Linked DNA regions of Homo sapiens: all the other regions are linked to region 1. Evidence: read pairs that join two places in POLR2A ChIA-PET (ENCODE). Cell type or tissue: K562. All regions are shown on one strand. Links, peaks and the distances in the headings refer to the core of each region. The heading gives the core; the rest is flanking DNA.

Region 1 (5,446 bases), core at 181-5,180:
TTAGCCTGGATTCCCCTTGACTGGTGTTGAGGTATCCTGGAGCTAGGGGCTGAGCTATTCGCACCCCAGCAGTCAAACCATTAACCCATGGTCCGCTGGGTCCCCAGGGTCACCCCCTGCCAGAGGCAGCTGCACCTCCCTCTCTCCGACCTCTCTGCCAAGGCTGGAAAATCAGCAGGCTGTTTGGCTGTTTGGGGCTGTGGATGCTTCCAACCAACCTCCTGAGGCAGAAGGGCAGGTTTGCCCACTTTACAGATGGAGAGATGAAGGCAGACAACTTATTTCGGGCCACGCAGGTCTGGATGGTTGTCACGGGGAGCACTGAGGTTACCTCCTCTGTCAAGGTCTCATCTAGCTCTAAGCTTTCTCTCCCTCTCTCTTCCTCTCTTCCCAGCACCCGACTCCCTGTAGGCCAAGCTTTCTGTTTATCACCAAGACCCCCTTCACCTCACTCTCCCTTTTTCGCAAAGCCCTCCCATGCCCTGGGAGCCTTCTGAATCCTGACTTGAGCATAAAGGAGTTAGGGGAAAAGAGAAGAACTGGGTGAGAGGGGGGATGGAAGAGGAAGCAGAGATTCAGCTGACAGTGTCTAATGGTGGAAGGCATGTCTCAGGCCCAGAAAAGCCACACCATGGCCTCTGTTTTTCTGTGCAACAGTGGCCCTGCCAGGGAGACGGTGTGGGGAACCTGCAGGGAAGCTTTTCTAACGAAAGGGATTGGGGAGGACTTCTAAGGGAGAGAGGGAGAAAGTCCTCAATTCAATCTCTTCCCCCTTCTCTTCCCGCAACCTGTTTGTCTACTGACTTCTTTAGCTGCTCCTCTGTCATTTCCTGAACAGATCAACATTTTCTGAACAGGCACAAGATATTAACTAGGAAGCTCAGGTGTGGAAGAGCAGAGACCTCGGAACTCACCCCACCCTGTCCAAAACTTTTTCTTTTTTTTTTTTTTTCTTTTTGAGATAGGGTCTTGCTCTGTTCCCCAGGCTGGAGTGCAGTGTCACCATCATGGCTCACAGCAGCCTCGGACTCCTGGACTCAAGCGATCGTCCTTCCTCAGCCTCCCAAGTGGCTGGAACTATAGGCATATGACGCCATGCTGAGCTAATTTTTAATTTTTTTTGTAGAGATGGGGTCTCATTATGTTGCCCAGGCTCTACACTATCTTTTTATAGCTGAGGAAACTAATGCTCAGAGAGGAGTGTATCTTGACCAAGATCACACAGCTTATGAGTGATAAAGCTGAGATGAAAAAGCATGTTCTTTATACTATATGGGGCTGTCTTATTCATCCACACATACAAGATGTCCCCATGGAGAGCATGCAGGGGAGTCTCCCAGTACAGTGACTGAGAACCAGGGCTGCTTCTTACCTCTTCAAGCCTGCCCAGGGGGCCTCAACTTGTCCTGCCATGGATTCTACTTCACCCAGTCACTGTGGGAGCGGAAGACACTCCCAAAGCAGGTCATTCTGTGAAGGCTATGCCCAGAGAGGCAGCCACGGCCCTCCTCACAACACAGCCCAGATGCTCTCTGCAGCCCTTGGCCTGTTTGCCAGGCCGGGTTCTGCTTATGCCCTGGAGTGAGCAATGCCCAGGGCCTACAAAGCCTGTTCCCGTGCAAACTCGGCTACTGGCTGGTGCTGTGCTTCCTGCCCTGCAGGCTGGGCGCCTTGAGGGTTCTGCATCCTCCTCCTCACCACTACCAACAGCTTCTCATCTGGCAACTGGGTGGAGATCCTGCGGACCCCGCTGGACCACTGTAAGAAGAGCTTCACCTCAGCCTTGCTCTCTGACCAAAACTGACAGGCCACCATTTTGAAATGCTGACACATCCAGAAGTGACAGAATGGAAACTCCAGCACTCTCTGGGCACCAGTCAGTGTCCAGCACTGTTACTTCAGGGTCTGTGAGGAGAGTGCTGGTGGCGTGAGAGTGAGAATGAGGGGTAGGGCAGCAGGCTTGTAGTCAAACTGCCTTAGAGAAAGACACCATGAGCGTCCCAGGAAGAGGCTATTAATAGGCCTCCCTGAACATGCTCAGCGGTCCTGGGCTGGGGCTGTGAGAGCATGAGTCAGCAGATGGAAGGGCTGATGGTGAGCCCAGGACACAGAGCCAGCTCCCCACAGGGGAAGTGGAGGCTGTGAGACTGCACTTTTGAGCAACCCTGGTCTCGTGCCGCCCCACCCTCTTTTGAGTATGTAATCTGTTTGGATGGTATATTACCAGTGTTGTAAATTCCAATTCTGGAGCCAGAATTTTTTTTTTTTTTTTTTTTTTAAGAGACAGAGTTTCACTCTGTCACCCAGGCTGGAATGCAGTGGTGCAATCCTGGCTCACTGCAGCCTCAACCTCCTGGGCTCAAGCAATCCTCCCACCTCAGCCTCCCAAATAGCTGGGACTACAGGCACGTGCCACTATGCCTGGCTAATTTTGAAGCCAGAATTTAAAGCAGCAAAAAATCCAGAAAATCCTTTCCCCCCACTTACCCTCTCTTACTTTCTCTTCATTGACAAAGCTGGGCACAGGAAAAAGGACTCCATCCCCTGCAATGTGAAGGGCTGCTCAGCCATTATGAATGCCCCTCTCCACACCTACCCAGCCACTGACTCACTCCGGGACGAGCTCCCAATGTAGATTAAACATATGTTGAGTGCCAGGCCCTGTGACGGGCGGTTTCACACATATTATCTCATCCTCATAATGACCCCGGGACACAGATATATTGATATCTCACTTTCACAGATGAAGAATCAAAGCTGAGAGTGATTAAGCTATTTGTCCAAGGAGCTGTAGCCACTGTCATTTATCAAGTATCTAACAGATGCCAGGGACTTGCATACAGTTTTTTCTGTTTGTTTGTTTTTGAGACAGAGTTTCCCTCTTGTTGCCCAGGCTGGAGTGCAGTGGCACACTCTTGGCTCACTGCAACCTCCGCCTCCCAGGTTCAAGCAATTCTCCTGCCTCAGCCTCCTGAGTAGCTGGGATTACAGGCACCCACCACCATGCCCAGCTAATTTTTTGTATTTTTAGTAGAGACGGGGTTTCACCATGTTGGCCAGGCTGGTTTTGAACTCCTGACCTCCGGTGCTCCACCTGCCTCAGCTTCCCAAAGTGCTGGGATTACAGGCGTGAGCCACTGCACCCAGCCTCACAGTTTCTTTAAGGAAGTTAAAGGTCCTCACTTTACTGATGAGGAAACTGAGGCTCAGAGGGGCTGGGCAGCCTGGGAAGTGGCAGCACCGTGCGTGGGTCTGCCTGCCTCTCAAGCCTACGCTGCCTCCAGGCTACAGGGCAGCCGGGACTCCAGCCGCATCTCTGCCTCTAAGTCCACCACACCCACGGCCTTCCTGGCGAAGGACGGCCTTGTGTGCCCTGACTGAACACCTATCAGTCTATGGTACCCGTTGTTATCAGAACCAGCAGAGTGACCTCAGGGCAGATCTTCCTATCTCGCACATTACACCTGTGCACCTCCGTCCTTCTGAAAGGAGACAGCCTGGCAGGCTGATTCCAAGGTCAGGAGAGTGGAAGTTAAAAGAACCTAAAGGGAACACTTTTCAGTGGCCTAAAGGGGACACTTTCCTGCCATCAAGCCCATGGCCATGTGAGCAGAGCTTCCTGTCAGCCCCAGATTTGACTGCAGTGGCCTTAAAGGAAACAGACATAACATCTACCTGCTAATTTCTATCACATCACAAAAGTTCTGTGGTTTGTGGTTGGTAAATTTAGATATGGGAATATTCGACTCCCAGGAAAGGAATATACAGAGGGAATTATGGGGAGATGAAAAAGGGTCTCCAATGGGTATTTTAACTTTTGATTTTTTTTTTTTTTTTTTTGAGATGGAGTCTCGCTCTGTTGCCCAGGCTGGAGTGTGGTGGCACAATCTCAGCTCACTGCAACTTCCACCCACCGGGTTCAAGCAATTCTCGTGTCTCAGCCTCCCAAGTAGCTGGGATTACAGGCACCTGCCACCATGCCTGGCAAGTTTTTGTATTTTTAGGAGAAATGGGGTTTTGCCATGTTGGCCAGGCTGGTCTCAAACTCCTGACCTCAAGTAATCCACCTGCCTTGGCCTCCCAAAGTGCTGGGATTACAGGCGTGAGCCACTGCACCCGGGCAAAACTTTTGGTTTCTAAGATGCTGCAAGTGGTGGGGACAATGGTGAGTCAAGGATGTTTTAATGCATCCTTGAAAAGGTGGGATGAGTCTTTCTTCAGCCAGTTTCCCCAAGTGCCATTGGCTGGGGAAATCAACAAAAGCCATTTGGCTGAGTGCCGTGGCTCACTCACACCTGTAATCCCAGCACTTTGGGAGGCTTGAGGTCAGGAGTTCGACACCAGCCTGGGCAACATAGTGAGACCCTGTCTCTAGAGAAAAAAATAAAAAATGAAATCAATAGCTCTTCCTCTTCCTGTCTATACTCTGCTTTAATTTTTTTCATAGCCCTTTTCTCTAACTCACATTGCATTATATGTGTTTGTGTATGTATGTGTATATATATATATATATATATATATATATATATATATATATATACCCCTGTTTATTTTTTTATTTATTTTCTATCTCTCCACTCCCCTGTAAGAATGTAAGCTCCACAAGGACAAGGACTGTGTTTCTTGTTCACCACAGTTTCCCAGGGACTAGAAACATAAGAAGCCTTCAGTAGAGATGTGCTAAATGAATGAGTGAGTGAAGGAGTGAATGCACCCTGAGGGGTAGTTTAACCCCCTGTAAATATCTTCCATGTCAGTTTCTCTGAGGAGTGGGTGTCAGAACCCACAGTCCTCTGAGCCTGCACCCCCTCTCAGCATGAGCCAGAAGAGAGTCTCCTTGGGCTCTGCTCTCTGGGGTAAGGGAGACAGGCTGGTGCTTGTGATAAGCCTTCTGTTGGGACCTACCAAGCCCTGAGCAGAGGATGGAGGAGACACAATTCCCACCGCATCCCAAGGGAATCCCCACTCTTGTGAGTTTCCTGACAGGAATGGGGCAGGGTCTGCAGCCAGTCGTCAAGAGCAGGGAAGCTTTCAGAAAGGGCCACCGCCAGTGATTACGGGCCATTCAGTTGTCCACCCCCAGCCTAAGCCCCCTACAGCCCTGCTTCGTTAACCAGTTTTCAGAGCGACAGCTAAGCTGCATGTACACAGGAGGCAGACACCAGCCTGTTGTCTCTGTTCCCAGGCCCCAGGATGACAAAACACTTGGTGTGTTCAGATGAAAGGGCTCTCATTGCAAAGGGCAGGATTGCCAATCCCACTGAGCTCCCTGGAATGGAAAGCTGGACTCTCCGAACTCGTGATTACCACTGTTGTGGAGATTAAAGACTTCCTGTCGGAGAGAGCAGTCCTCCCGAGCCAAATAACACTAAGGCCTGGCCGGCGGCCATCTTGTGGGGCCTCCCTGGCAGCCAGAGCTGGAGGGACTTGGCTCCCTTGTCGAAGG
Region 2 (5,446 bases), core at 161-5,160, 200 kb after region 1:
TGTAAATAAATGCTCAGCTGCATTCAGCGGGTCCCTGCATTGAAACACTGTGGACTTCTGTGACCCCACACTCTTAAGGCTGGCATTCCTTCCACTTCTTCTCTTCCCATCTTCCTCTCTTAACCTCCAAATGGTGGCATTCCCTCACAAGTTAATCCTGGGCCTCTCGTCACTTCGTACTGAGATATCCCTAGGTGATAGCAGCTTTAAACACCATGGATAATTTGCCGATTTCTCTTTCTAGCTCAAGTTTCCCTTACAAGTTCCAGACTGCACATCCATGTCAATTTCACAGCTCCACTTGGATGTTTTTCATCTACCCTATGCTAAATTTTTAAATTTTTAAAATCTTTCCTCTCAGTTACCTCCTCTCTAAACTTCCCCATCTACCCAGCAGCTCACACCAGAAACCTCAGGGGCATCCCTGTCACCTCTCTCTCTACCTCATCCTCCATGTCTAATCTCTCAGCAAGTCCTGACAATTTTCCCTCCTATAAAACTCTCCAATCAGTTCACTTTCCATCTCCACTGCCATCATCACTAGACCAACCATCACCCTCACCTGATAAGGTGAGAATCTTCCACACGGTCTCCTGGCCACACACACTGGCTTCTCTTGAGTCCATTTCTACAAAGCTGCAGAGTAGAATTACAAATGGGAATCTGATTTCATCATTCCCTTACTTAAAACTCTTCGATGGTTTCCTCAAGATAAATTTCAAAATCCTTAATATGCACTACAAAGCTTTAAAGGATTTGGCCTCACCAGCTTCCCTCAACCACTAAACTCCTCTCCCCCTCACTCCCTCCCTGCTGCAGCCACTGGCCTTCCCTTTGTTCCTCAAACATGACAAATGCTTTTCTTTTTTTTTTTTTTTTTTTTTTTGAGACTGAGTCTTGCTCTGTCACCCAGGCTGGAGTGCAGTGGCACAATCTCGGCTCACTGCAAGTTCCGCCTCCCATGTTCACGCCATTCTCCTGCCTCAGCCTCCTGAGTAGCTGGGACTACAGGCGCCCGCCACCACGCCCGGCTAATTTTTTGTATTTTTTTTAGTAGAGACGGGGTTTCACCGTGTTAGCCAGGATAGTCGCAATCTCTTGACATTGTGATCCACCCGACTCGGCCTCCCAAAGTGCTGGGATTACAGGCGTGAGCCACTGCGCCTGGCTTTTCTGCCTTTGTGCATGCTGTCCCTCCTCCTAGCTTCACCTGGCCAACTCCTACTGATTCCTCAGGTCTCAATTTCAGTGTTCCTTTCTCAAGGGCATCCCTCCCTGGCACCACTAGTCTCAAGCTCAAGTCCTCTGTCTCATCCTCTCATAGCCCTTTTCACATGTGATTCCGTGGTTATGATGTGACTCCTGTTGTCTCTCTCCCACACTAACATGTAAACTTCTTAAGAACAGCAACTATGTTGTTTTGTTTGCCACTGTACTCCCAGCCACCAGCACAATATCTGACACAGAGAAGGCACTCAAATTTTTGCATTAGAATAGGTGACTGAATTAATAAATTGCTTTGAAGCACTGCAAAATTTACAAACATAAAATCTAATTAGTTAATATTTTATTCAGACTACGGCCTAAATTATTTTTATTGATTGATTAAAGCAAGAACTCGATTGAGCTACACTACTAGCTAGGCCTGAATAGCCTCAGATATATTTCTAAGACTACCTCATAAGTTAGCTTTTATTCATTTACACATGCCTTTTCCCAAAAGGCTAACATAATTATTTTCCTAGACATTAATATAATAATGATCATTCTAATAATAATGAAATTATCATTTATAGAGTGCCAAACACCAGGCTTCACTTTACATTCAAGTTTCATAACCTCCATTTTTACAGATGATGAAACTGAAGCTCAGAGAAATTAAGCAACTAGCTCAAAGATAAAACTAGCAAGTGGGAGAAACAGGATCCAACCTCATACTAGCTCAAAAATCAATGTTTTTTCCCCAACACATCATGCTATCTCTAATATACTTATTTTGCAATATCTATTATTTGTTGAAAATACATCTGTATACAAATATCTGAGGCTTAACACAGCTTAGAATGATTATTTACACTTTATAATGGCTGCTCAATTCAGAGTCTCATATACAAAAACAAATTCTATCCCAACCGTATAAAACAGCCTGCAACAATTATTCCAAATGACATCCTAGTTCCTTATCCATGTAACCTATACTTATAAATTTAGCCCCCAGTTAATTTTCTTCCCTTCAAGGACCTCAATTAACTTTAATAAATGGAACCATCATATTAGGGGGAAACGTATATATTGATCTCTGTTTTTCAAAAAACTTGTCACAAATGCATTTTGAACATGCAGTTCATAACGAACTCAACTATTCATAAAACCATCCGTCGCTGGGCATGGTGGCTCACACCTGTAATCCCAGCACTTTGGGAGGCAGAGGCAGGTGGATCACCTAAGGTCCGGAGTTCGAGACCAGCCTGGCCAACATGGCAAAACCTCGTCTCTACTGAAAATACAAAAATTAGCCGGGCATGTGGCCGGCGCCTGTAGTCCCAGCTACTCAGGAGGCTGAGGCAGGAGAATCACTTGAACCCAGGAGGTGGAGGTTGCAGTGAGCCGAGATCGCACCACTGCACTCCAGCCTAGGGGACAGAGTGAGGCTCCATCTCAAAAAAAAAAAAAGAAAGAAAGAATTTTTAATAATCTAGATTTTAGATAATTATATTCTTAAGAAGAAATGAGACATTCTACTAACTAATGAGTGTATAAACAACTGGCAACATTTTACCATGTCAGTAATAGGATACATGAAACTTGAAAAACCTTGTGACCACAGCTTTTGGTAATGGTGCTTCATTTTTTCGTTCCTATTAAATGCCTCTGCTTCATAAAATCAGCAGTTGAGATTACTAACAAACTTTCAGGTTTTTTGTTTTTGTTTTTGTTTTGAGACAGAGTCTCACTCTGTCCAGAGACAGGCTGGAGTGCAGTGGTGCGATCTCAGCTCACTGCAACTTCTGCCTCCTGGGTTCAAGCAATTCTCCTGCCTCAGCCTCCCGAGTAGCTAGGACTACAGGTATGCACCACCACACCAGTCCAATTTTTGTATTTTTAGCAGAGACGGGTTTTCACCATGTTGGCCAGGCTGGTCTCAAACTCCTGACCTCAAGTGATCCACCCGCCTTGGCCTTCCGAAGTGCTAGGATTACACGCGTGAACCACCGTACCCAGCCAACTTTCAGTTTTTAATGGCAGGGTTCATTAGTCTTAGGCACTACTAGGGCATATAAATGCAAAACCATGCTTAACAGAAATAGACTAGTAATTATAATTTAAATATTTTAAAATGAACATCACCCAAGTCTCTGGGATCCAAGCAAGTATCCTTAATAAGTAAAGTAGGCCCAAAATAAGACAAGAAGCAGGATCTTGGATAAACTGGACAGTAAAGGGGGTGGTCATCATGCAGCTCCAGCAAATCGTTACTATGCAGGAACAAGGGCTCAGCATGGCCAGATCTCTAATTTCTCAAGAATAGCTGGAAATGTGGAATTTGTTTTCATGTTTTGTGAAATCTCCCTAATTTGAAATGTTGACAACTAATTTAAGTTTAAATAGTGCTAAGACAAAATAAAACAGATCAGCTTCTGAATATGGCCACTAATTTGCAAACTCTGAAAAGAAACTCCTAAAACAAAGCCTAAATACTCAGCAAACCCTAATTTTAGATTAGGAATGGTAAACTCTTATGTAACAATATTTGTCAAACTTTGGAGTGCACTAGTGATCTTTAAAGTTCTCAAGGCAGACCAGACCCTAGAGCTTTACTGTATTAATGTCACATTTATTTCATATTCCTTACTAAAGTACCAAAGGTAACTCACTCCTTCCATTCGTTTTGATGACATTTTCTTACTGCAGCCAAATGGAAATAGAGTGGATGTCTTAAACATATGCTACTGGTAAGCAGTCTAAGAATCAAAACACGTTGGAAACCACTGGGAGACAAAAGAAACACACTTTGGAGCCTACTTTATGCTTTTCAACAGACCTCAAAGAAAATTAATTAGATGGTAAAATTGCTCTCCATTCTATAATAATCAACCAGTGTACAATAGGATGGTGGCAGTGCTATTTTAATTATAATTACATAGTTAAACAAAAATCTTGTGTTGTACTTTTTGGTATGGACATAGCAGCATTATAGGCATGAATCTTCTGGGAAAATACAGATAGCAACAAGGAGAAAAAACTGCGCAAAACTGCTTTTTCAGAAAACCTAGGAGAAAAACAAAAATATAAAAATCCCAGGCCGGGTGCGGTGGCTCATGCTTATAATCACAGCACTTTGGCAGGCCAGGTGAAAGGACTGCCTGAGGCCAGGAGTTTGAGACCAGTCTGGGCAACTTGGCAAGGCCCCATCTCTACAAGAAAATTAAAATAATTACCTAGGCATGGTGGTACATGCCTGTCGTCTTAGCTACTTGGGCTGAGATGGGAACGATCACTTGAGGCCAGAAGTTTCAGGCTGTAGTGAGTTGGAATGCACCATGGTATTACAGCCTGGGTGACAGAACAAGACCCTGTCTCCAACAACAACAAAAAAAACCAAAAAATTTAAATCTAAAAAATAAAACCACCAAAGTACCTGAGAACAAGGCTGAGATCAAACAAGGCATACAATCTATGCTGGGGTGGAGAGCAGCTTATAGGGCAAGACAGTGTGGCATGTGATGAAGAGGGCCTGACAGTGGCAGATCTCAGAAAGCAACAGAACAATACCTTTCCTTAAGAAAAGAGTTGCCGCGCACGGTGGCTCACGCCTGTAATCCCAGCACTTTTGGAGGCCGAGGCGGATGGATCACCTGGGGTCAGAAGTTTGAGATCAGCCTGGCCAACATGGTGAAACCCCGACTCTACTAAAAATACAAAAATTAGCCAAGCATGGTGGCAGACGCCTGTACTGCCAGCTACTCGGGAGGCTGAGGCAGAGAATCGCTTGAACCCAGGAGGCAAGAGGTTGCAGTGAGCCAAGACTGCACCACTACACTCCAGCCTGAGCAACAGAGTGAGACTCCGTCTCAAAAAAAAAAAGGCAGGCAGGGGGGTGGTTTACATTGGCATGCTGGAGCCATGTCCCTCCAATCACAGCTGCAAAGGAAGGAGTGGAAAGTTCAGAATTAGCGGCAAAAGACCTTCTAGAAGGTCTAGACATTTTTTTAGAGAGGCAGAAGACTTGTGGCCACACAGAGAAACACACCCAGGTGTCATATGTGAAAAAGACTACCTCTGAGGCAGAAATCTGGAAATCTACCCTGGCCCCATACAAACCTCCTACAAATAACAGATTGAGGAAAATCCAATTCATTAAGTCACAAGGAAAAAAAGGTAACTGGCATGGTACTGACTGAGAGATACTTTAAGAAAAATGATAGATAATGTACCAACTGTCAGA
Region 3 (5,446 bases), core at 158-5,157, 91 kb before region 1:
GGGAGCCAGTGTCCCCCACCGTGAGAGTGGGTGGCAGAGAGAGAAAGGAGCCAGGTGATGCAGGGCCTTTGAAGTCACATTGCTAAGTTTTGTCATGGTCCTAAGAACAAGGGGAATTGGCTGGGTGTGGTGGCTCACACCTGTAATCCCAGCACTTTGGGAGGCTGAGGTGGGTGGATCACTTGAGGTCAGGAGTTAGAGACCAGCCTGGCCAACATGGTGAAACCCCATCTCTACTAAAAATACAAAAAATGGGCCGGTTGTGGTGGCATGCGCCTGTAATCTCAGCTACTCGGGAGGCTGAGGCAGGAGAATCGCTTGAACCTGGGAGGCGGAGGTTGTAGTAAGCTGAGATTGTGTCACTGTACCACTGCATTCCAGCCTGGGTGACAGAGCGAGACTCTGTCTCAAAAAAATAAATAAATAAATAAAAGCGGTTGGGGGAAAAAAGGGGAGCCACTGAAGTTTCCCCAAGCAGATGCGTGTATGACATGACTAGTTTTGTGTTCTGTAAAGATTCTGAGGCTGCGTCGTGAGAAATGGGCTGGACAGATCCTAAACAGACTGGAGTGTAGTCGGCAGACAGCTATTGCAGTAGTCAAGGGATCAGAGGGCAGGGTAGCTTGCCATAGGGTGATGGTACAGGAAATGGAGAAAAGAGGAGGGCCTGGAGATGCATTTAGAAGATAAATCAGAACTTGGTAATCGATTGGCTATGCAGAGTGAGAGAGAGTGTGTCGGGAGACTCCTGCTTTATTCCTGTCTTGCTCAACTGGGTAGGTGGCACCACCAGTCATGGAACTAGAAAACACTGTAAGAGAACCAGCCAGGCTAAGGAGAAGGTTAAGTGTTCCACCTTAGGCATGTCGAATTGTGGGAATCTTTGAGACCTCCAAACAGAGATGTCACTTAGGCAGTTGGATGTCTCAGTGAAGAGCTCAGAGATCACTTGTATGAGTGTGCACTGACCCGCGAATCAACCAGCTGGTGTGGATTCTGATCCCAGCTCACTGTGTTTCATTGGTGAAATCACTAACCCACTCTGGGACTCAGCGTCCTCAAGTGTCCAATGAGGGGTTGGACCACAATTCTGTCCAGCTCTAACATTCTCTGAATCTGTGAGCACATGAGGATGGAATATTGCCCAAACTTCTCTAAATTCCTCCCAAAACCAGGGAAAGAGGTCCTCCAATTTTAGGAGTGTTTCTGGCTCTGTTAGACTGGTCTTCGGGATGTTCTTGTTCTGATCCTGGCTGTCTCTCTCCTAGTCAGGTCGTGGACTAGCCTGAGACCCCAGAGCCCTATTCTTGCATGGGAAACCCTAGGCCCCTCATCCTTGTTTTAAGAAAAGGAGAGAGAACTGCATGTGCCGCTGTAGCTCATGGGGAGGCAGGTTGAGGGTCAAAGGCATAGACTGTGAAACAAAGGTGTTTCTTGCCACGGACTTTCCAGGACACTTCCCCCAAGGTTTTCCCTTTGCAAAATGACTCCTCCCCTTCTCTGCTGCTAGCCTGCTCTCTCCTGAACTTTCTGCTCTCTGCACTCTTTCCAAAAATGTGTTATCAGGTGTCCATGCAGTGTTTGCTTATTTCACAAATGACCCAGTTCTTGATGATGTCCCAGGTCCCACTGACCTTTCTTGGCTAGAGTAAGTAGCCCATGAAATAATATCTTCCTGGAACTGTTTGACACCTAGTCCCTCTCCTGGGTCCTGGCCAAGAGCTAAGAACCATTCATCCAGGGCTCATTATTAATGACCTATTACATGCTAGACACTGGAGATGCAAAATGAACAAAACCCAATCCCAGCCCTTGAGAAACCTTTGTGCCAATGATTTTGAAGTGTGAACTGGACCATCATTACCACCCTCTTCACCATATTAAAACCTCTTTTCTGCACACTTGGCTTTTGAGTTGTCTCAAAGATCATTGGCCGGGCATGGTGGCTCAAGCCTGTAATCCCAACACTTTGGGAGGCCGAGGCGGGCGGATCACGAGGTCAGGAGATCGAAACCATCCTGGCTAATGTGGTGAAACCCCGTCTCTACTAAAAATACAAAAAAATTAGCTGGGCGTGGTGGCGGGCGCCTGTAGTCCCAGCTACTCCGGAGGCTGAGGCAGGAGAATGGTGTGAACCCGGGAGGCGGAGCTCGCAGTGAGCCGAGATCGCACCACTGCACTCCAGCCTGGGCGACAGAGCAAGACTCCATCTCAAAAAACAAAACAAAACAAAAAAATCATTAATGCCAGTGGCTATCATTTACCGAGGGCTTATGATGTATCGGTCTTAGTAGAAAGCACTTCACATCCTTCATCTCATTTAATCTTCCAAACACCCTGTGAAGTAGGTTCTGTTTCTCTCACTTCACTCTTGAGAGCCTGAAAGAGATTAAGTCACTTGCCTGAGTTCAGACAGCTGGGATTCAAAACCAGGTTTAATCTGACTTGAAAATACCTGGCTCTTAACCACACTGCTGTTGCCACCTTTGATGGGACGGATGGCTGCTTGTTTCCTGAGGAGTTGGTGTTAGCTACAAACTTCCAAGTTTATTAGAAGAAGGACCCCAGGAGTACAGGAATCCTGTCTTGTTTAGCCCTTATCGCAAAACACCTAGGATGGTGCCTAGTAAATATTTGTTGAATGAATTTCAATAACTGAAACACTTTGCAAATCCCCCTCCCCACTCACCACCACCAATCACAACCTTGAGAACTATCAAAGGCAATGTGTTCAATACATTAACATAATGAGGAGAATCTCTAGCTAGAAGATTTGGAGTCCCCTCCAGGCTATAGGCCCAAAGAAGTAGTTTGTTAAGTGGTTTGTTAAACCATTAGCAAATGGATAGCTACTTCCGTTGCTCAGGTGTGTTTGAATTCCTTCCTTTTATACCAAGGAGCCTAATTCTAAGCCACCACTTTCATCTACCAGTGACCTTTAATAAAGCCAAGGTTTGTTTGTTTGTTTGTAGCAAACAATGACGCAATTACTTTTGAGAAAAAAAGAGTAAATTGAAGAAAAGTTTATTTTCAGGCTGGGTGGGATGGATGGCTCACTCCTGTAATCCCAACACTCTGGGAGGGAGAGGTGGGCGGATCACTTGAGGTTAGGAGTTCGAGACCAGCCTGGCCAACATGGTGAGATCCGCCACCCCTGGCCCCCGCTCCCCAATCCACCTATTCTCCCCCGCCCCCCGCCGTCCCCCATCGCTACTAAAAACACAAAAATTAGCCAGGCGTGGTGGCGGGCGCCTGTAGTCCCAACTACCTGGGAGACTGATGTGGGAGAATCGCTTGAACTAGGGGGGCAGAGGTTGCAGTGAGCCGAGGTCACGCCATTGCACTCCAGCCTGGGTGACAGAGCGAGACCCTGTCTCAAACAAATAAAAAAACACCAAAGTTCATTATTTTCTGAATTGGCTTATCTGCTGAGAATTTAGGTGTTGGCCTGGCTGTAGTCAAAGGCTCCTAGCCCTTCAGGTAAAGATGGAGTTCTTCTCACACCACTCACACTCCTCTTCACCCTCCAGTCCCCTCTCCATATCCACTGCCTAGGACTTTCTCTGGCTCTGGGTCTTTGTCCTTGCAGTTCCCTCAGCTCCAATCTCCTTTCCCTTCCTATTTGCCTGGGTAAATTTTATTCATTCTTCAAATTCTAGGAAGTCTTCTTGAGTTTTCCGCTGCCCCCTCCGCTGACCCCCCAACCCTCTACAGCATCTGGGTTTGGTGCCTCTCCTGTATTCCCTATAGCACCAGGCACACAGCTCAGCAGTATTTTCTTGTCTTTATCCTACATTCCACCCACCCAATTTGTCCAGACACCCAATTTGTCTTAGTGTCCCCAGCTCCAAGCCTAGAGCCTGGCCCATGATAGGTGCCATTTAAATAGCATTGTGGTTGATTGTTTTACCACCTTATCAAACCCCGTAGTTGTAGAAACATTTATTGAGTACCTACTATATGCCAGGCTTCTAATGTATGTGATTACTAAACCCTGCAACAACCTTGCAGAGTAGATTTGATCACTCCTGCTTCCAAGATAAGGGAGCTGGAGCTCAGAGAGGTTTGGTAGCTTGTCAAAAGACTCACATTCAGAAAGAGACTAAGCACGGAGGTGACTCAGGCCGTTAGGACTCTAAACTCTGTCTCCTCTTTCTCCTAGCTCTGGATTTCAAGTCACCCAAATTTGTGCCATCTCTATAACTCAAAAAACAATTACGTATCAGCTGTTTGACCTTAGATAAGTCACTTGACCCCACTTGGTCTGTTTTGTTGAGTGTAAAATGCCCAGAGTGGGCCACATGAACTACAAGGCCCATGAGCTCCAAGGTGGGTAAGTTTACAAATTAGGACAAGATGGAGCTTTGCCCAAAGGAAGGCAGCACTGCAGAATAAATCCACTGGGGCCTGTTGGTGGACCCGAATCTGTGGACTTGCATGGCGCCCACGTGGCCTCAGCCTGAGAGGGTGCCTACACACGCTCCCACTCCCATGCTGTGCACTGGGCTTGTCAGTGTTCCGGACAGTGCGTGTGCAAAGGCCCCTTGGTATGCTGAGCCTGTGCCTGTGCCGGTGGCAGGCAGCTGGCTGGTTCGTCTTCTGGCTCTGGAAATGGCCTCCTGCCTCATCTGGGCCAGCCTTTCCTCAGGGAAGATGAACTTCAGCCATTCCCTGGGAATTGGGTCAACAGACCATGGGCTGCTCTCCCAGCGGCTTGCCCTGGCTAGTCCTGCTTTCTGAGGCCAGAGGAGGCCTCGCCAGTGTGCTGAGACGTCCCCCCTGCTCCACACTTGTGTCTGGTTTTGTTTCTGCTCCAAGCAGGAGGTAATCCCCAGCTCCCCGAGCTCCCTCCCCACCGCCCAACCACCCCGCTCTGCTCCTCAGGTGGAGAAGCCCATTGCCAGGAGGATAAAGCGGAAGACCCGAGCCCCTCCCAGAACAGAATGAGCCTTGGCAGCAGCTGCAATGGGGGAGGCTGGGGATGTCAGGGGAAGTGCCCTGGAAAGGGCTAAGGGGTAATAATTATGTATCCATAAAAAATAAAAATAAAAAGCCCAGGCCTGACAGCTCACACTCGTAATCCCAGTGCTTTGGGAGGCTGCGGTGGAAGGATTGCTTGAGCCCAGGAGTTGAAGACTAGTCTGGGCAACATACAGATCTCCGTCTCTACCAAAAATTAAAAACACAAACAAACAAACAAAAAAACCTGGATGTGAAGGCACACATCTGTAATCCCAGTGCTTGGGAAGGCTGAGGTGGGAGCGTCAGAGGCATTTGAACTAGAGCAACTCCATCTTGAATAGTAGCTGGGTAAAATAAGGCTGAGGCCTGCTGGGCTGCATTCCCAGGAGGTTAGGCATTCTTAGTCACAGGATGAGATAGGAGGACAATACAAGATACAGGTCACAAAGACCCCACTGATAAAACAGGATGCGGTAACAAAGCT
Region 4 (5,446 bases), core at 337-5,336, 84 kb before region 1:
ACCTCCTAGTAGAGTCCTAGCAGGTCGCCTGCTGAACCCCAATTTTGAATGCTATTACTGATACTGTTTTTACTATTAGGGCAGGAACCCCTAGAGCCCAGAGGTTAAGATTCATAATAAAGAGCTGCATGGCTATCAGCCCTGAGCTGAAATGAGCAGCCAGTTTAGAATTTAGCATTGGGAGAGTTGCATGTAAAGCAATGGCCTGAAGCTACCTAGAGTAGTTTCACTGACGCTGGTTCTTTTAGTGAACTGCCTTGGGCCCTGCTCAACCTCAGGCTGCCTTAGGGGGACAGAAATGGAGCTTTATCTCCCATGTCCTCAAAGTGCCAGGCTGGGTGCCTCTGCCCCCTGCACGTGGTCCATGACTGATCCCAGCAGCACCAGCTCAGCCTGGTCCTGCCTCCTCCCCAGCCCCTTCGCTGAACTGGAAGGAAGGCCCCCACACCCACTGCCTTCTTGAGCTTGGCCCAGACTCAAGCAGGTCTGGCTACAACTCCTGGAATAGAAAGGAAACCCAGCGACCCATGAGCCTCACTCTGCCTTGGACAGGAAATGCTTCAGCAGGTTTCAAAGGCACAAGAGCCAAGGGAAGGAAGCTACTTGGGGAGGGTACCCAGGGCAGGCCAGGGCCTCCAGAGGGTGGAAGAAGTGAGAATGCCAGGCCTTGAGCCCTGCGGCGAGGTCAGAAACCTTGTCCATGACTGAGCTATGGAGTCCACAGGGAGTGGGGAGCAGTGCCCAGATCCGCCACTGAATCCAGTACCCACGGACAACTGAGCTTGCAGCCACTTCCACACTAGCCATGCCTTCTTTTTTTCTTTTTTTTTTGAGCTGGGGTCTTGCTGTGTCACCCAAGCTAGAGTGCAGTGGCAGGATCTCAGCTCACCGCAGTCTCAACTTCCCAGGTGTCTCACGTGTCCGTGTGAACAGATCACCAAACAGGCTTTGTGTGAGCAGCATAGCTGTTTATTTCACCTGGGTGCAGGCAGGCTGAGTCCAAAAAAGGAGGCAGCAAAGGGTTGTGGGATTACCATTGGTTCTTATAGGTTTTGGGATAGGAGGTGGAGTTAAGAGCAATGTTTTTGGGGCAGAGGGTGGATCTCACAAAGTACATTCAAGGGTGGGGCGAATTATAAAGAAACTTCTTAAGGGTGGGGGAAATTATCAAGAACATTGATCAGTTAGGGTGGGGCAGAAACAAATCACAATGGTGGAATGTCATCAGTTAATGCTATTTTCACTTCTGTGGATCTTCAGTTGCTTCAGGCCATCTGGATGTACACAAGCAGGTCACTGGGGATATGATGGCTTAGCTTAGGCTCTGAGGTCTGACACCCGGTTCAAGCGATCCTCCCACCTCAGCCTCCTGCTGTTGCTGGGATCACAGGTGCATACCACCTGGCTAATGTTTGTATTTTTTATAGAGATGGGGTTTTGCCATGATGCCCAGGCTGGTCTTAAACTCCTAAGCTCAAGCAATCAGCCTACCTCGGCCTCCCAAATTGCTGGAATTACAGGTGTGAGCCACCGTGCCAGCCGAGCCATGCCTTCTTCATGGCCCAGCCTCGAGGGGTGGCAGATGCATGGTTCTAAGTGACCACCACTCAGTACATCATTCTTCTATTGACCACAGTTATGTTGCCAGTCAGTGCCTGCAAACCACTTGGATTTAACCAATGTGTCCCCAGAGCAGTAAGTGAAAATCCTGGGATATCAGGTCACCAGGAAGGCAAGTGTGATGGAAAGTTGAGGCGCTATATACACAGAGGACAAATTTTTGATCCCTGGTTCCACCACATCTTCTCCGTGTTGCTGCGGGCAGGTCACTTAATCCTCTGAGCCTCCTTTGTCTCATCTGTAAGATAGGATGGTCATATCTATCTCAAACAGCTATTTATGGGTTGAATGAAATAGATCAGTGTTTGCTTGGCACACAGTGGTTGTGAAATAAATAGTAGTTCTTAAAATTAATTGGAGAGACAGAACGTACACATCCAAATCGAGTCATTCAGCCACCCCCACACCAACCCAAAGTAGTCTCGCTCCCACTTCCTCAGCCTTGCACACAGCTCTTCCAACTCCTACACCTTCTGCCAAAACCCCCAGACACGCCTTCTGCAGCAAGCCTTCCAGAACAAACTTGTCTATTCATGGCAACCGTCCCTTCACGCCAGACTTCCACGACGTCCCTGCTGCTCATGGAATGCCACTCCCGTGGTTAAACTTGGTCATCTTCTCCATCAGACATGAGCAGGAACTGCCTCTCCCAATCAGCCTAGTATCCAGATGCCAGCCACTCTGGAGCCCTTCATGCAGAACCTACAGAAGCCACACTCCTTTCTATCTCAAGGTCTTCGCATGCGCCCCTCCCTGGGCCTGCAATGCTTGATGATCAGCCCCCTCACCCACTCCGCTCAGCAAGTGGCCAGAAGAACTCTTAGACTGCCTCTAGGACTCAGCATAAATACTACTTCCTCCAGGAAGGCTTCCTTGACTCCCAAACTGAAACAGGTTTCTTATTTTACCTTTCCATGCAATCCAGGAATCTCTTTCAGAGCACTGGCAGCTAAAAATAATTAATTAACAGCAACACTCCTTTAATGCTTGTCCCACATTAAGCTGCAAGTTTAATGAGGACAGGAGCAGGTATATTGTGTTCCCTGGTATATTCTCAACACTTAGCTCAGTACTCGGTGTACAGAAGTGCAACAAATACTTGTCAAATGAATGAATGAATAAATGAATGAATACAACCTCTCCCCACCACACCCAGGTTCCAGCATAAATCTGTTCATATAACACCCTCAGGGGCCAAGAAGGACACACAGGAAGACCTTCTGATTCCAGCTGTGATATATTTCTTCCTGGGAACATGTTGCCTTTTCTTGGTTGAGCCACGAGTCTCCAGGTTTTCTGTACATTGCAAACAACCCTTTCCCCTCCCTGAGGAACACATTCCCCAGTAAGAAGAAGACACCCCAAAGGCTTCCCCCACTGGGAAAGGCTCGGTGCTAACCACATCAGGTTAAATAATATGGTTTGCATCCTGTTTGCTTTGAAGCACATTTGGCAGACATGCATCACAGGCTGGAAATCGCCCCCTCACCCACTTACTTGCTCCAGCCCCACTGGGCAGTCCCCACGAACCATGGCTGAAACAGCCTGTCTAGATCCTCAAGTCCCCTCCCACCCCCAGTGCCCCTCAATGCTTATATTTGGCCTTTGCCCAGTTCTAACAGGGGGTGGTCTCACCAAAGCCTTGGGCAGCAGCCAGAACCCATGGGGCTCTGTAGTGTGGACTGTGGGCTTTGGCCAGGTGAGCACTGAACCAGGAGACCCAGGGTTTGGCCACTGTGTGCCTCTTCCAGCCTCTCAGCACTTAGCTCAGTACTCGGTGTAATAGAAGTGCAATAAATACTTGTCAAATGAATGAAAGACTTCACTTCTCTGAGCTTGTTTCCCTGCTGATAAATGGGGGCAATGGAGTGATGACACCTGTGTTTCCCACCTCACCGGGTGGGTGTAAATGCCAACTAGGAAAACAGAGGGGAGTCTCTGCAATGGGCGGGACACCATGCAAGGCACTGGGGAAATCAAAATGAAGGAGACCAGTCCCTGCCTGCAAAGAAATTGAGTCAACAGTAAACAAGCAAAGAGGCCCTCATAATACAGCGTGTTAGAGGAGTGAGAGGGTGCTGCCAAAGCGGCCATGTCACCCACGAAAAGAGCTGATGCCAAGGGTCACAGACAGCCTCGGAGTGAGTAAAACATCACCAACAGGGAACTCAGGCCAACCTGTTCGTCACTCTTGCACACTTGCTCTGTGGCCTTGAGCAAATTACTTGCCCGCTCTGTGCCTCATTGAGATGGGAGGAATTCATGAATGAGCACATATGAGGTGCTTGGAACAGTTCTAGGGCAAAAAGCAGGGGCTAAGGCAGTGTCAGCTATGATTATGGTTATTCTGTTTTTAATCCATTCAACAAATATGTACAAGGCTCTGTGTTGGGCATGGGGGGTGTGTCAGTAAACCGAAAGGACTGAAAACCCTGCTCTCGTAGAGCTTACATTCTGGAAGGGAAAGAAGCAAACCAAATAAGCACAGTAGTTAATGTGTTTGATGAGTAGGAGTGCTTTGTAAAAAAAAGAAAGCAGAAAGCGGGTATAAGGCGCTCCATCACTGTGGGACGGGTTCCCCAGGGAGGGTTCCGATGGGAGGCACCCAGTCAGGGAAGAGGCTGGGGTGAGCAAAGGCCTGGAGGAGGTGAGAGGAACCATGGATTCGGCTGGAGAAAGTGGTCCAAACAGGAACAGCCGGGCCTTATCCTGTGTTGCTATTAATACATCTTCAGCTGCAAAATGGAAATGAGAAGTTGCTGTGAGGATTAAATTAGGTAACAAATGCCCGGCACATGGTGAGCACAGAATAAATGCTAGTGCCTCTGCCACTCCCTTCTCATCCCACAGGGCTCCTTGCAGTTATTAGATGTTTGGGTTCCCCAAGCCAGATTGTGCTTCCTCTCTGGTGCAGGGCGTCTTCTGCTGGTCTCCCAGTGGCCCCTTGAGCACTGCATGGGCTGGGATCTGGAGGAGGGACAGCAGGTTGCTGAAGGCCCTTGGGATGACCCAGGGATCTCAGACCAGAGCATGGAGGGCAGACACTGGCCCGTTGCCTTCTAGCTGTGGTATCTTGGCCAGGGACAGTAATAACAGTTGTCACCTACGCCAGCACATTTTATCGCTTAATCCTTCTCCTGCCCTGGGAGGCAGATATGGAACGTGAGCCTCAGAGAGTTTCACACAGTGAGAAGATAGAAAAGCTGAGATCTGAGGCTGAGGTATGAGACTCCAAAGCCCCTGCTCTCGGCAGGGTTGCCAGATTTACCAACAACAAACAAAAACAAAAGCAGTACACCAGCTTAAATTTGAATTTCAGATAAACAAGAGATAATTTTTAGAAGTACAGCTATCCCTTGGTATCCCTGGGAGATTGGTTCCAGGACCCCACAGATACTAAAATCTGAGGATGCTCAAGTCCCTCATATAAACTGACATAGTGTTTCCGTATAACCGTATAACTGCCCATATACTTTAGCTCATCTCTAGGTTATCTACAATACCTAACACAATGTAAATGCTTTGTAAATAGTTGTTAGTTATAAGGTATTTTTTATTTGTATTATTTTTATTGTTTTTAAAAAATATTTTCTATCTGCAATTGGTTGACTCCATGGATGAAGAACCCACAGATATGGAGGGTCAACTGTAGATCCCAAATACTAAATGACATGTTGATAGTAAAAAAGTATTCATTGGCCGGGCGTGGTGGCTCATGCCTATAATCCCAGCACTTTGGGAGGCCGAGGCAGGTGGATCTCTTGGTCAGGAGATCGGGACCAGCCTGACCAACATGAGAAAACCGCATTTCTACTAAAAATACAAA

Evidence for each region. ChIA-PET counts read pairs that join two places held together with the same protein. Peaks named below come from ENCODE experiments on the same cell type or tissue, not always from the same donor. Only the 100,000 strongest peaks of a DNase experiment are listed, where the experiment ranks them.
Region 2: POLR2A ChIA-PET joins it to region 1 with 7 read pairs; 2 of 35 experiments call an interaction of 5 or more read pairs at or near these places.
Region 3: POLR2A ChIA-PET joins it to region 1 with 5 read pairs; 5 of 35 experiments call an interaction of 5 or more read pairs at or near these places.
Region 4: POLR2A ChIA-PET joins it to region 1 with 5 read pairs; 3 of 35 experiments call an interaction of 5 or more read pairs at or near these places.

The regions. Positions count from the first base shown.
Region 1 is chr1:211,611,439-211,616,884 of GRCh38, forward strand. No RefSeq gene overlaps it. Among named protein-coding and RNA genes, the nearest start is that of NTRAS, 26 kb to the right of the region's middle. RefSeq lists an enhancer at 5,129-5,423. In K562, for the core only: no CTCF peak of the experiment used is centred there; DNase peaks (open chromatin) are centred at 2,093, 2,683 and 3,413.
Region 2 is chr1:211,814,911-211,820,356 of GRCh38, forward strand. The region is part of intron 2 of LPGAT1 (lysophosphatidylglycerol acyltransferase 1); the gene reads right to left. Among named protein-coding and RNA genes, the nearest start is that of LPGAT1, 13 kb to the right of the region's middle. In K562, for the core only: no CTCF peak of the experiment used is centred there; no DNase peak of the experiment used is centred there.
Region 3 is chr1:211,520,031-211,525,476 of GRCh38, forward strand. No RefSeq gene overlaps it. Among named protein-coding and RNA genes, the nearest start is that of RD3, 31 kb to the left of the region's middle. In K562, for the core only: no CTCF peak of the experiment used is centred there; no DNase peak of the experiment used is centred there.
Region 4 is chr1:211,527,554-211,532,999 of GRCh38, forward strand. It overlaps LOC107985261 (a long non-coding RNA gene), which reads right to left. Exons shown (of 3, transcript XR_001738449.1): 3 at 1,499-1,858. LOC107985260 (a long non-coding RNA gene) reads right to left here. Exons shown (of 4, transcript XR_001738448.1): 4 at 3,230-4,355. Among named protein-coding and RNA genes, the nearest start is that of RD3, 38 kb to the left of the region's middle. RefSeq lists an enhancer at 563-632 and a silencer at 4,620-4,820. In K562, for the core only: no CTCF peak of the experiment used is centred there; no DNase peak of the experiment used is centred there.